Regions from separate parts of the Homo sapiens genome. Here region 2 is linked to region 1. The links are chromatin contacts, found by Hi-C in ENCODE. All regions are on one chromosome and are shown on one strand. Each heading gives the region's core, a stretch centred on a gene start or an enhancer-like site at or near the end of the contact. The rest is flanking DNA. Distances are from core to core; before and after follow the strand shown. Region 1 holds the start of IL5RA (interleukin 5 receptor subunit alpha). Region 2 overlaps EDEM1 (ER degradation enhancing alpha-mannosidase like protein 1).

Region 1 (5,809 bases), core at 1,995-4,494:
ATAGACAGCTTTTTCATGTCTCATTGTCATATTTAAAAAGAGGTGCTTTTGAACAAAATCAGTTGTCCTATAGGCAGCACAAGGTACTCAGTAGGGGTCTAAATATTAAAAAGAATGACATTTTTTTTTTTTTGTGAGTCAGATAAATTTTACATAAGGTTGAATAGTACTAGAGCTTCAGGATTTGATACCATGTTTTCTACAATTCTGCTCACTCTCTGTGGCCCCTTAATACTTCTTGTCCCTGCTTAAAACAACAACAACAACAGCAACAACAAATCTCTTCAGGCCATTTCTTTAATCCAAAGATACACTGTTATGTAGATGTCAACTGGGTCATATTTCACTATAAAAGAATAGAGCGACTTCATTAGCTTAAACATATATATCGACAATATGTTCGACTCATTCTTCTCATGGCTACCAATTAAAATCTAGCAGAAAACCATTAAATTGTTAAAATAAGATGCAAACTAAGCAGAATGAAGCAACTATAGGTTGTTTATCTATCACCAGGAAGACATGCTCAATCTTTAAGAGAAATCATGATCTCATGATCTACTTGCTCATATAACATTTCATTGAGTCAATCTAAAATTCCTCAAGTGCTCTCTAAAAATCTAGTTTCTGATAGGTGTTACATTTTTTGAAATTTTGGAGAAAACAACCACAGTCTCCTTCCCTATAGGTGTTTCTAGGAAGTTTGGTAAAATTTTGACAATTAGCAGTGGATTTCCCCAGCGTTCTTGAGAACTGGTCAAATTCTACTGAAGTTCAGACTTACAAATATTTTCCCCTCTTTTTTTTCCCAACTTATTTTTCTGCCTGGGGCGTTCGTTTTATAACCAAAGTTATACTGGCACCCCTGTTTTTAAAACCTTTTTGAGTCAACTGTGGTAACACCTAATTCCAGACTCAACCTTAGTGGCAGAAATTGTAAAGCAACTGAGAGGATTCATGCTCTGGTAGGCTTTTAAATATGAAGAGTTTACTTTCTCTTTTATCCTGTACAGTATAATCAGCAATAAAAGTTATCTCTTGGGGGATGAAGAATAAACCAAGGTATAAACTGCAAAAGACATGTTTACCTAGGTATATTGCATTACCCCCCAATGAAAAACTGCACATTCCTAAATATATAAATGAATAATAAGGACCACTTATCATGCATGCAATTTTTTTTTACTACTACTGTACTTTTGATTAAATTTCTGAAATAGTCCTAAAATAGAACTCATGAGTTCAGGTTGTGGCTGTAAACATAAAACTCTCTGTCAGTCCAAGTGGAAATGGTGTTGCCACCTTGAGTATTTGGAAAAATAGAAGAAAGAGTTTGCTACAAATATCCCAGTAGCAAAATATTTCCTGCCAATTGCACATGGTGCAATTTGTCATCTCACATCCATGCTCCTGGGCGTACCTGTCTACAGACGATCCTCTTGTTCCGACCAGTACTCAACAGAAGATGGCGAGGACCGTGTCTGTCGTGTCTATGCTCGTGGCTGCAACCCCAGCATCTAGCATAGCGTCAGGCACAGGACCAATGCTCAATGTGCCTGGCCCTGTGTGGAATAGAAGCAAATTAGTGCACAGCCCTAATGTGCAATGTGCGGTGAAACCTAACAGAGGAATGAGTTAGGTCAGGAGAGCAGCAGGCTGGGGAGTGTGTAACAAGCCTGGCCCACTTTTGGTATTTTGCCTAAAAATTTCCCATGCGGTGTTTCAAATAATATAAACAAATGAGGTGATTTAACTTCTAAAACTTTATTTTGCTTTGAAATGCAAACTTTTAACAAATAGCTACATAAATTCCTTTTTCGATAACCATGAAAGAGGACATATTCACTTAAAATAGAAATCATGCCAGGTAATAAAATGTTCAGTATGGTAATTCATTAAAGCAAGTACTAAGTACATTATTCACATGGCTATAAAAGCACCATCACTTTTCATGTGTTTATTAATTTTAGGCTCAAGGGTATTAAAATATTCTCGCTCTGTCTCTCCTTTTTCCCCCTTTTTTTTGGTTCCATTTCATCCTTTTTTCTGTCTACATGGAAATATGCTTACCTTGCTTTAGGTAAATACATTAGTGAACACAAAACCAAGTGACATATTTCAGCAAATTTGGGTACATTTTATATACAATGAAACAATCTTGGAAATCCAAGAACCCCTACCAGAAAGAAAAAGCAGAACGCCTCCTTCAGTTAGATAAAGTGCCTCTCTCTACTTTTTGTTGTTGTTTCTTTATTTGTAGATTTCTTGCTTAACTCTGAAACTTCCTGAGATATTTTATTAAACCCTATACCCTATTTTGGAAGCTCATTTATTTTCTAAGAAATCTTGGCAGAATATATGTTCTCATTTTAATTGCATAATTATCTGGAGCGGTGGAAAACAGATGTCTTATATTGATGTAAGCACTAACAAAACCATAGGTGTTGTTTTCATATGACTCACCTTGCCACGGATTTGCACATCTCACTTACTGAGCCAAAACACAAGAATAGAAGGTTATACCCAGAATCAACATGACCTGCCTAATGATGCAAGTTTAATGGGACCATTATTAGTTCTGTCCCTGCTAATAATAATAGAATTATAAGGAGTTTTGTTTCCCCTTTTTGTTGTTTACAAGTTTGTCATATATTTAGAAGTCATTGTTTCTTGCTTTTCCTAACCCTCCTCCCCACCCTGGGTGTAGTGAAATTATTAGGAGGTGGAGCACAGGGTATTGTTACAGCCCATGTCATAGAAAAAAGATATTTATTTGCTTACTCTGTGGTGAGTGAAGCATTTGATTCCCACTTACTGAGAAATGCGGTGGCCATGCGATGAGAAGCAGCGGCAGGGCATTGAGAACGAACCTTATCTCTGGGTGCACTTTTTAACTTAGAGGCGGTTCTTCACTCTTTCATCATCACGGCTGTAATGGTTAAAAACTCTCAGGCAGCTTCCTTCATGATGGGATGGCAACACGTTTTCTCTAAGCAAATATGGAGGAGGATTTGTACAGAGCAACTGTGCAGGAGCTGAACTGGAACTCCCAACAACCAAACTGCTGTCAAACGAAAGAATCTCTCGTCCAGATAGCCATTATCTGATAACTGTCTTGTCTGCATTTTCACTCTCTTTCAGAGTTGGTTTGCTCTCTTCAGGAGTGGGAATTAACTTTTACTCATGGTGACAAGGTAAACAAGTTTTCCGTGGGTACTCTAAAGCGTTGCATTTCTGTTTTGTTTATGTGCCTTGTTTGGCTACAGTAGTTACTGTGCCTCTGTCTCCTAGGCAACACTGACACATGATTTGATAGGAAGTAAGGCCTGAGGAGTACCCTCTCCCCACTCACTAGGCAATAGCAGCAATTCTCTGCCCTTAGAGAACCGCCTTAGCTCTTCTCTGCTTTGTGAGCAGGTCTGGTACCCTCAAGTAAATATGTGTGGGGGATGCGTTTCTGGGTGTGATAAATTGCTGCTGTCTGTCACCTGAGATCATCCTACACAAATTGTAACAATGGCAGTGTTGGTCTGTGGGTGCACCCAAGACCACCTTCCTCACGTCACATCCATTTTACCACCCAGCTGTCTTCAGAATGCTTCAATTTCAGCAAACCTCCTTGGCTTTTCCTGTCCTTTGTTCCATTTCTGTTTGATTCCTTCTGGGGAATTTCGAGGTGGCTAGCTAGCAAAGCTGGCTTTAAAAAAGTAGCTTAGCGTGTGAATAGATAAGAGTAGTGCTTATTGTATGACCCACGGCAGAGAGTAGTAAGTAGTTGCCTTTGGAAGGAGACCTTCAGTCTAGCCTAAGCGATGAGTGATGCAGGATTCCCTGTCTCCTTAGGAGCTGACTGGGAGAGTCTCAGACAGAGCAGATGCAGAAAGATGGTGGCCCAGGTTGGATCAGTGGTTCTGTTTGTGAGATGAGAGACAGGCTTCCTGGAGGCAATTTCCAAAAGGCTCAGTGTAGAAGCTGTGCAAGTACAGTCAGCGTGTGTGCCTGGGGTTCCCAAGGTGACCATTTTAGCAGTTGCCAAAATGAAACCGGAGCAATTGTTATCAGGTTGAAAATTGTTGTCAGACCTGAAAAATGTGATTTTCCTCGGGGAAAGGGGAAGTAAAACAAGGAACAGAGAGAGATCCATTTATTTGCTAAGAGGCACCCAGAAAAGTTTAGATATAGTATCAACTATCTGGCCTACTCTTTTAAGTCCTGCCCATCTGTTTATACATGTAACATATTTGTCACTAATGAAACCTTAAAAATACTTATTAATCATTGGGAAGACAGTAATTTCTGGCTTAAAAGCCTGCTTTAATGGCCTCTCTCCGTATATATATATGTATATTTTTTGAGATGAAGTCTCACTCTGTCGCCCAGGCTGGAGTGCAGTGGCGCAATCTCTGCTCACTGCAACCTCTGCCTCCCAGGTTCAAGCGATTCTCTTGCCTCAGCCTCCCGAGTAGTTGGGATTACAGGCACCCGCCACCACGCCTGGCTAATTTTTTGTATTTTTGGTAGAGATGGGGTTTCACCATGTTGGCCAGGCTTGTCTCAAATTCCTGACCTCAAGTGATGCACCCGCCTTGGCCTCTTAAAGTTCTGGGATTACAGGTGTGAGCCACCACACTCAGCCAATGGTCTGTATATTTCTTACATTCATTTACTCAAATATTCATTGAATGCACCTATGCACTATGCTAGGCGCGGTGAAGGGTATAAAGAAAATTAGATCTGGCTGCTCCTTCCATACCACCTTCCTGGGTATATGATCTTTAATTAACTACGCCAATAAAAACAAACAAACAAACAAAGCAAACACATGCTCATACAGAAACACTGTCTCTATGTTTCTGTATAAGCACAAACGAAAAAATGAGAGGCAGGGACTTTTTTTTTTTCTGGCGGGGGGTTGCGGGGGGGTTGTTTGTTTGTTTTGAGATGGAATTTCAGTCTTGTTGCCTAGGCTGGAGTGCAATGGCGCGATCTCAGCTCACCACAACCTCCACCTCCCGGGTTCAACCGATTCTCCTGCCTCAGCCTCCTGAGTAGCTGGGATTACAGGCCCCCGCCACCACACCCAGCTAATTTTTTTGTATTTTTAGTAGAGATGGGGTTTCACCACGCTGGTCAGTCTGGTCTTGAACTCCTGACAGGTGATCCACCCACCTCGGCCTCCCAAAGTGCTGGGATTACAGACGTGAGCCACTGAGCGAGGCCTGTTTGGTTTTTTATGGCAATAATTTAATTCTTTATAATAAAGTGTAAACGTCCAAAGACAGTATGATAGAACATGCTGGAAGAATTCACAAAAGTCGTTTTTTTAAAAAGTGAAATTAAATGTGTCTGCATCCTTTAAGCAAAACAATGTGAGTTTAGCCAAATAGAAATATGAATAGTAATAAAACGAAAATCATGGTTCAGTGGCTCTACCATGAACTTTGGTTAAAGGAGCTTATTAAAGGTATCAACTTCTAGAACTTGATTCCATGGAAATAATGGAAAAATGTAGATCAAGATTTATACAAAAGAGAGCAAAATTCATTGTACCTTTACAATAGTAAAATAGTAAAAGTACTATAGGAATGGTGAAGAGAAATATGTAACTGCTCAAGGTTGAAATATGTGATGTGGATGTCAAAAGGAATGTTTATCAATAACTTTTTTTTTTCTTTTGAGACAGGGTGGTGCCCTGTCACCCAGGCTGGAGTGCAGTGGCAGGATCTCGGCTCACTGCAGTCTCTGCCTCCTGGGTTCAAGTGATTCTCGTGCCTTAGCCCCCGGAGTAGCTGGGATTGCAGGCATGTGC
Region 2 (5,809 bases), core at 1,407-3,906, 2.1 Mb after region 1:
CGAGGAGCAGATGAAGTGCTTTGGGATATGATGGAAGACTGCAGATATCAATGCATCTTGCTGGAAATAAAACTGGAGCTTTTTTGCTTTGGTTGCTAATAAAATCTTTAAACAGTTGTCTTATGTCTTCTCTTACTATCATTTTTTCCAAGCTTCTGCACTTATTTTCTGGATTTTTGGGAATGGGACAAATAAATAAATGAAGTCCCCAGAATTTCTCAAACTGTCCTTTATTTTACTAGTTCTTCATCCCTATTCTCCCAGATGTATTAGTTTTTTTGTTGTTGACTTTTTTGTAAAGTGTTACAAAGACATACCACAGTGCCTGAGGAGCTTCACCCTTGTCATCCTGAAGTTGGTTTCTTAAGGTTGTTTCAGAATGGAAAATTGGTGTAGATTATGGGGTGAGAGGTGTGTGGCAGAAACGTTTATGTAGCTCCAGTCAAGAAGTGAGAAAGGCCTCAATTCCTGCCTAGGTTCATGTTAAATGATATCTCAGAATTAACGGAAATAATCAAGACCCTTTGGATGAGTTATTAATGAAGAAATGGTGTAAAGAAGTTAATTTATACCCCCAACCATAGGGCAGATGAGTAATATTGACACTGTCAATTAATGTATTTACTTCTTTTTGTGTGTAATATAGGCTGTGGTGTCTAATTTCTGTATTAAAGTATTACAGGTGGGTCGTATGACAAGGGCTCTTCTTTAGTTCCTAATGATTGTGAAATCAGAGCTTTTTAAAGTTGGACAGGACCAAGGAGATTGTCTATGGTGATAAACCTGAATCTCAGAGAGGAGATGACTCACTGCCTCCTGACTTCCTGTGAGCATTCTTTCCACTCTGGTACAAGTGTGTCTCCACAGTTCTGTGACTTGATTCTACTTATGGACACCATAGAAAGTGTTACTTTGGGGGTAGAAAGACCTTTGCTGTATTAATTCACCCATAATTAGTTCCTGAATAAATAAGAGTTGCTGGCAATTATAGTTTCTGATGGGTGTTTACTTTTATTGTCTTCTCTTTTGAAATAAAGTCTTTTTGTTGAATTTTAATTTTCTTTTTCAGTTCAAATCTGAACATCAATGATGTACTAGGGAACTACTCATTGACTCTTGTTGATGCATTGGATACACTTGCAGTAAGTGTTCACCTTTTTTTAAAAAAATGAATTAAGATGTTTTAGAGTTGATTATCCCTAGTTCCCTCCAGCAGTGGGAATTCCAGGGAGCCTGATAAGTCAAAATGTATCATTAGCTTTGATAACTGTTATTTATTTTAATGACCTTAATGGGGAGAACAAGAAAAGTGTTGAAGGTTAAATGAGGGGAAATGTGATTCCATTAAAAAAAGGAGAAGGAATGTACGATTGATTTTAGGGAACCTATTTTTTTTTAACCAGTTTCTATCTTATTCCCTAAAAGAACCCATAATGAAGCTCATTAATATTGATAATTATAGTCGTTGCTATTCCAGGAGTAAAAGAGAGAAGATCTAAGGGTTGGCAGGTACCCTGAAATGTCATCTAGCCACTGGCTCCCCCAGGAGCAAGTTGGAGCCCTAGCGCCCATCCTTATGTGGGGCTCCCTAGAAACCCTTCTCTTTTATTTGCCACTTCCTGTTTTGTGGACACTCCATGCCTGAGCTGCCAACGTGGGTGCTGGCATTACTGCCTCATCCTGTGGTTTTGCTCATTGACTCTGGAGAACTAGAGGCCTTTGAGCAGATATGCAGAAGCACCTTGAAGGCAGTGTGGCACTCAGTACATGGTGCCATGTCTGTGTGCTTCATCTGCTTCACCTTTTGCCATTAAAGCAGTTTCCAGGGGACTGTATTCCAGCATAGTGTTGTTTTAAAATCTTCTTAGTTAAGGTGATTTTTACAACCTCTTTGCTTTCCTTCATTGTCCAGCAAGTCTTTACCATGAGAAATATCTTATTGCAGTCTAGCCCAAATGTTGTACTTTTATTTATTCTTGTTTCTTTTAACATGCCATAGAAGAGTTTAAAGCTGTCTGTTAGGAGATAGAATTGGGGCCGGGCGCAGTGGCTCACGCCTGTAATCCCAGCACTTAGGGCGGTTGAGGTGGGAGGATCAGCTGAGGTCAGGAGTTTGAGACCAGCCTGACCAACATGGTGAAACCCCTTCTCTACTAAAAGTACAAAAATTAGCTGGGCATGGTGGCGGGCGCCTGTGGTCCCAGCTCTTCAAGAGGCTGAGGCAGGAGAAATGCTTGAACCCAGGAGTCAGAGGTTGCAGTCAGCTGAGATTGCGCCACTGCACTGTAGCCTGGGCAACAGAGTGAGACTCCATCTCTGGAGACACACACACACACACACACACAAGAATTGGGTAATGTGCTAGCCAAGTTTGCATTATGATTGTCTAGTATCTTGCTAGTAGTAGAATTACCAGAACTTGGAAAGAGCTTGAGAGATCATTCTACGTCCTCATTTTATAAATAAGTAGTAGAAATAGGACTAGGCCCTTGGTCTAATAGGAAATCTGGGGTACTGATTTAGTATAATTTAAATTACAAAGCAACTTAGTTTCCCAATATCTCCTTCTGAAGTTATTGCTGCTCTGTTTCAGTCATTTACCATCACTGATCAAAATGTGCCCAGACAAGTATGTTCGACCTTAGAGCTAATTTGTTGATGATACCAGAGGCTGACTCAGCCTACAAGTGTTGCTTAAAGGAAACGTCCTAAGACTCAATGTATAGCTCATGAAAGCCTACTCCTTGTCCCTGAGAGCTTTGTCATCGTCGTCGTCTTTTCTTTTCTTTTCTTTTCTTTTTTTTTTTTTTGAGAGAGTCTCGCTCTGCCGCCAGGCTGGAGTGCTGTGGCGTGATCTTGGCTCACTTCAACCTTCAGCTCCTGGGTTCGAGTGATTCGCCTGCCTCAGCCTCCCGAGTAGCTGGCTTTTTTTTTTTTTTTTTTCCCCATTTTGTTTTTTTATCCCTCCATCTTGCCTGCTATTCTGTTGTTCACCATACTCTCCCCCACACTTAATGGTGTCTGGTGCACAGTAGCAGTGCAAATGTTTGTTCAAAAAATGAATTCTGACTAATGAAGCATTTCCCAACACAGATTCCAAAGATACTTACTCCCTGAAAGAAGAGTTCTGTTTCTAAATGAACTTGAGAAATTCCGTATGTCTGGTCCCACTATTAGAGAGCCACAGTGCCCATCAGCATTTTAAAGACTCTGAGAAGTCCTACAGTCAAACAAACAAACCCATTTAGCTCCTCTGTCCCATTCAGCCATTTTCAAACATTAGTGTGATTTCAGAACATAGTCACTCAGGATTCTATAGCTATCTGACCATAATGATAAACTACAATAAGTAAGAGCTGTTGACTTCCTTCACCTTCCTCACTTGATTTGAGCTCCTGTCAGCACCTGCAGCTTCACCAGATATTGTTGCTGGTAAACATCTGTAAGGAAACAGACTCATCTCTGTGGTTTTCATTGTAGAATATCCGGCCTTTAGTGCTTCAGGCTTATTTTTCAGGTGTTACTTCTGTTGAAGTTTTCCTTTTCTTTTGCTAACATTTAAACAGGCTTTAACAGATGTGCTAGGGAAACACTGTGAAGATAGCAGTCCCCTGACCATTGGATGCAACTTGCAGCATTATTGCATCATCTTCTAAAAAGAAAGAACTGAAAGCTAGAAATGTCTGTACTTACTCTGTAGGTTACAGCAAAATAACGATGAGGTGGAAAAAATGTAGTTAGGCACAGCTTGGTTTTATACATTGTAGGGAGACATGAGACATCAATCAGTATGTGTAAGATGTACATTGGTTCAGTCCAGAAAAGTGAGACAACTTGAAGTGCTGGGGGTGGGGTGAGGGGGCACTTCCAAGTCACAGGCAGATAAAAGACAAATGGTTACATTTTTTTTGTCTTTTTTTTTTGAGACAGAGTCTTGCTGTGTTGCCCAGGCTGGAGTGCAGTGGTGAGATCTCGGCTCACTGCACCCTCCACCTTCCCAGGGGTTCAAGCAGTTCTTGTGCCTCAGCCTCCCGAGTAGCTGGGATTACAGGCATGCGCCACCACGCCTGGCTAATTTTTTGTATTTTTAGTAGAGACAAGGTTTTGCCATGTTGGCCAGGCTGGTTTTGAACTCTTGGCCTGAAGTGATCCGCTCGCTTTGGCCTCCCTAAGTATGGGCTTACAGACCTGAGCCACCGTGTCCAGCCGGTTGACTCTCTGATTAGCCTTTCACGGAATATACAGTTTACCTGTGACAAAGGTAGAGGAATAGTCACTTATGCCTTTGTCTGGCTTAGTGAATCTGCAGTTTTACATAAACAGTAGGGCAGAGGAAGCAATCAGATATGCATTTTTCTTAGGTGAGCAGAGGGATGACTGAGTTCTGTCCTTTGTTTGTACCTGTGAAGATAAACTGTCAATTTACATTGCCTGGGTGAAATTCAGCAGAATTGTTTTGAGGGGAAGATCTTGAGGCCCACAAGGAATTTCCTTGTAGGTAAATTGTAAGGGACGTATATAGCTTTTTTTTTTTTTTTTTTTTTTGAATCTTTGTAGCTATCTTATTTAGGAATAAAATGGGAGGCAGGTTTGCCTGATGCAGTTCCTAGCTTGACTTTTCCCTTTGGCTTAGTGATTTTGGGGTCCCAGAAATTTATTTTTCTATCACAGTATGTCCTTATGATGTCATTATAGTCTCAGGGTTGTCATAAAATTTAGAGTGGAATGAAATAATTTTGATTCAGGTTAATCTATAAAGTTTGATGCCCAACTGTGCTTCACATAGGAGAGAGTGGCTTAGTGTGACGTCGTATCTACATACCCAAAATAGGAATCATAATTCTAGATCACTTTTTAAAAAGGACATAGAGCTGATTATTCATATGTTTTGTTTCTTTTAAATCAGTCACTGGTTTTATCCTGTGCTCCAAAAGATATTACCACTATTTCTCAAAGTGTTTAGGCATCTGGATAACAATCAACAAGTTCATTCAGTTTTCCACATGTTTTGGTCTCCTGGGAGCCAAGCACCCAAGCTGCTGATTTATTTGAGGAGCAGAGAGAAAGACATATTTTTGTTTCTTCAGTTTTCTGATTTATTTGTATACCTGCCAGAAGTTTTAGAAACCACAATGCCTGGCATGTTAAATAAGATCATAGTGAAGTTTGCTGGAGAGTGGAGTTGGGAAGATGAGGAGTGCCAATGATTTTACAAGGAATTATTTTCACAGTTTTGTCCTTTGGAGACAGGACTCTTGAGTTGGAGGAAATGGGCCAGCCATGTGCTGGGAATATATGCTAAGAAATAACTGCTTTTCTGTCTCTTGTGTTTCTACTCCTATGGTAGCAAAACCACATACAGACATTTAGGTGACGTGACTGGGCTGCTGTGATGATACAGCCTCAGTTTCATTTCAAGTTGCTGTAATGACCTGTGTTCCTCTTTTTAAAGATAATGGGAAATTCATCCGAGTTCCAGAAAGCCGTCAAGTTAGTGATCAACACAGTTTCATTTGACAAAGATTCCACCGTCCAAGTCTTTGAGGCCACGATAAGGTAAAATAATGAATATTCATAAAATGAATTGGAGACTTCTTTTTATGTGTTTAAAGAAAAAAATACCTTTGAGGGTCTTTTTGCCACATGATCCAGGCAGGGAGTCCATATGGGCTTTATGGGTGCAGTGTGCATTTTTCATGTTCATATCTGTCAAAACTGGAACAATTATTTCAAAGTAATCACATTCCGGACTGAAGGGAAAGACACGTTTGTATTTTGTTTTGTTTTTATAGATTAAACTCTTTTTTTT

What was found. Hi-C counts contacts between places; a loop is a spot of excess contacts on that map.
Region 2: a loop to region 1 is called in a map with no recorded cell type, with 2.8 times the contacts of the local background. The contact joins the enhancer-like site here to the promoter of IL5RA in region 1. A Hi-C loop is called at or near these places in 2 of 37 single-sample maps with no recorded cell type.

What each region holds. Positions count from the first base shown.
Region 1 is chr3:3,107,130-3,112,938 of GRCh38, forward strand. IL5RA (interleukin 5 receptor subunit alpha) reads right to left here and starts at 3,245. Exons shown (of 12, transcript NM_175726.4): 1 at 2,816-3,245; 2 at 1,421-1,562. RefSeq lists a silencer at 2,411-2,530 and an enhancer at 2,611-2,690.
Region 2 is chr3:5,194,140-5,199,948 of GRCh38, forward strand. It overlaps EDEM1 (ER degradation enhancing alpha-mannosidase like protein 1), which reads left to right. Exons shown (of 12, transcript NM_014674.3): 2 at 1,070-1,142; 3 at 5,453-5,556. Among named protein-coding and RNA genes, the nearest start is that of EDEM1, 9.3 kb to the left of the region's middle. RefSeq lists enhancers at 411-480, 881-950, 3,513-3,692. Within about 2 kb of position 2,657, at least 15 of the 41 ENCODE cell types and tissues checked have a DNase peak (open chromatin) inside an H3K27ac peak, as active enhancers do.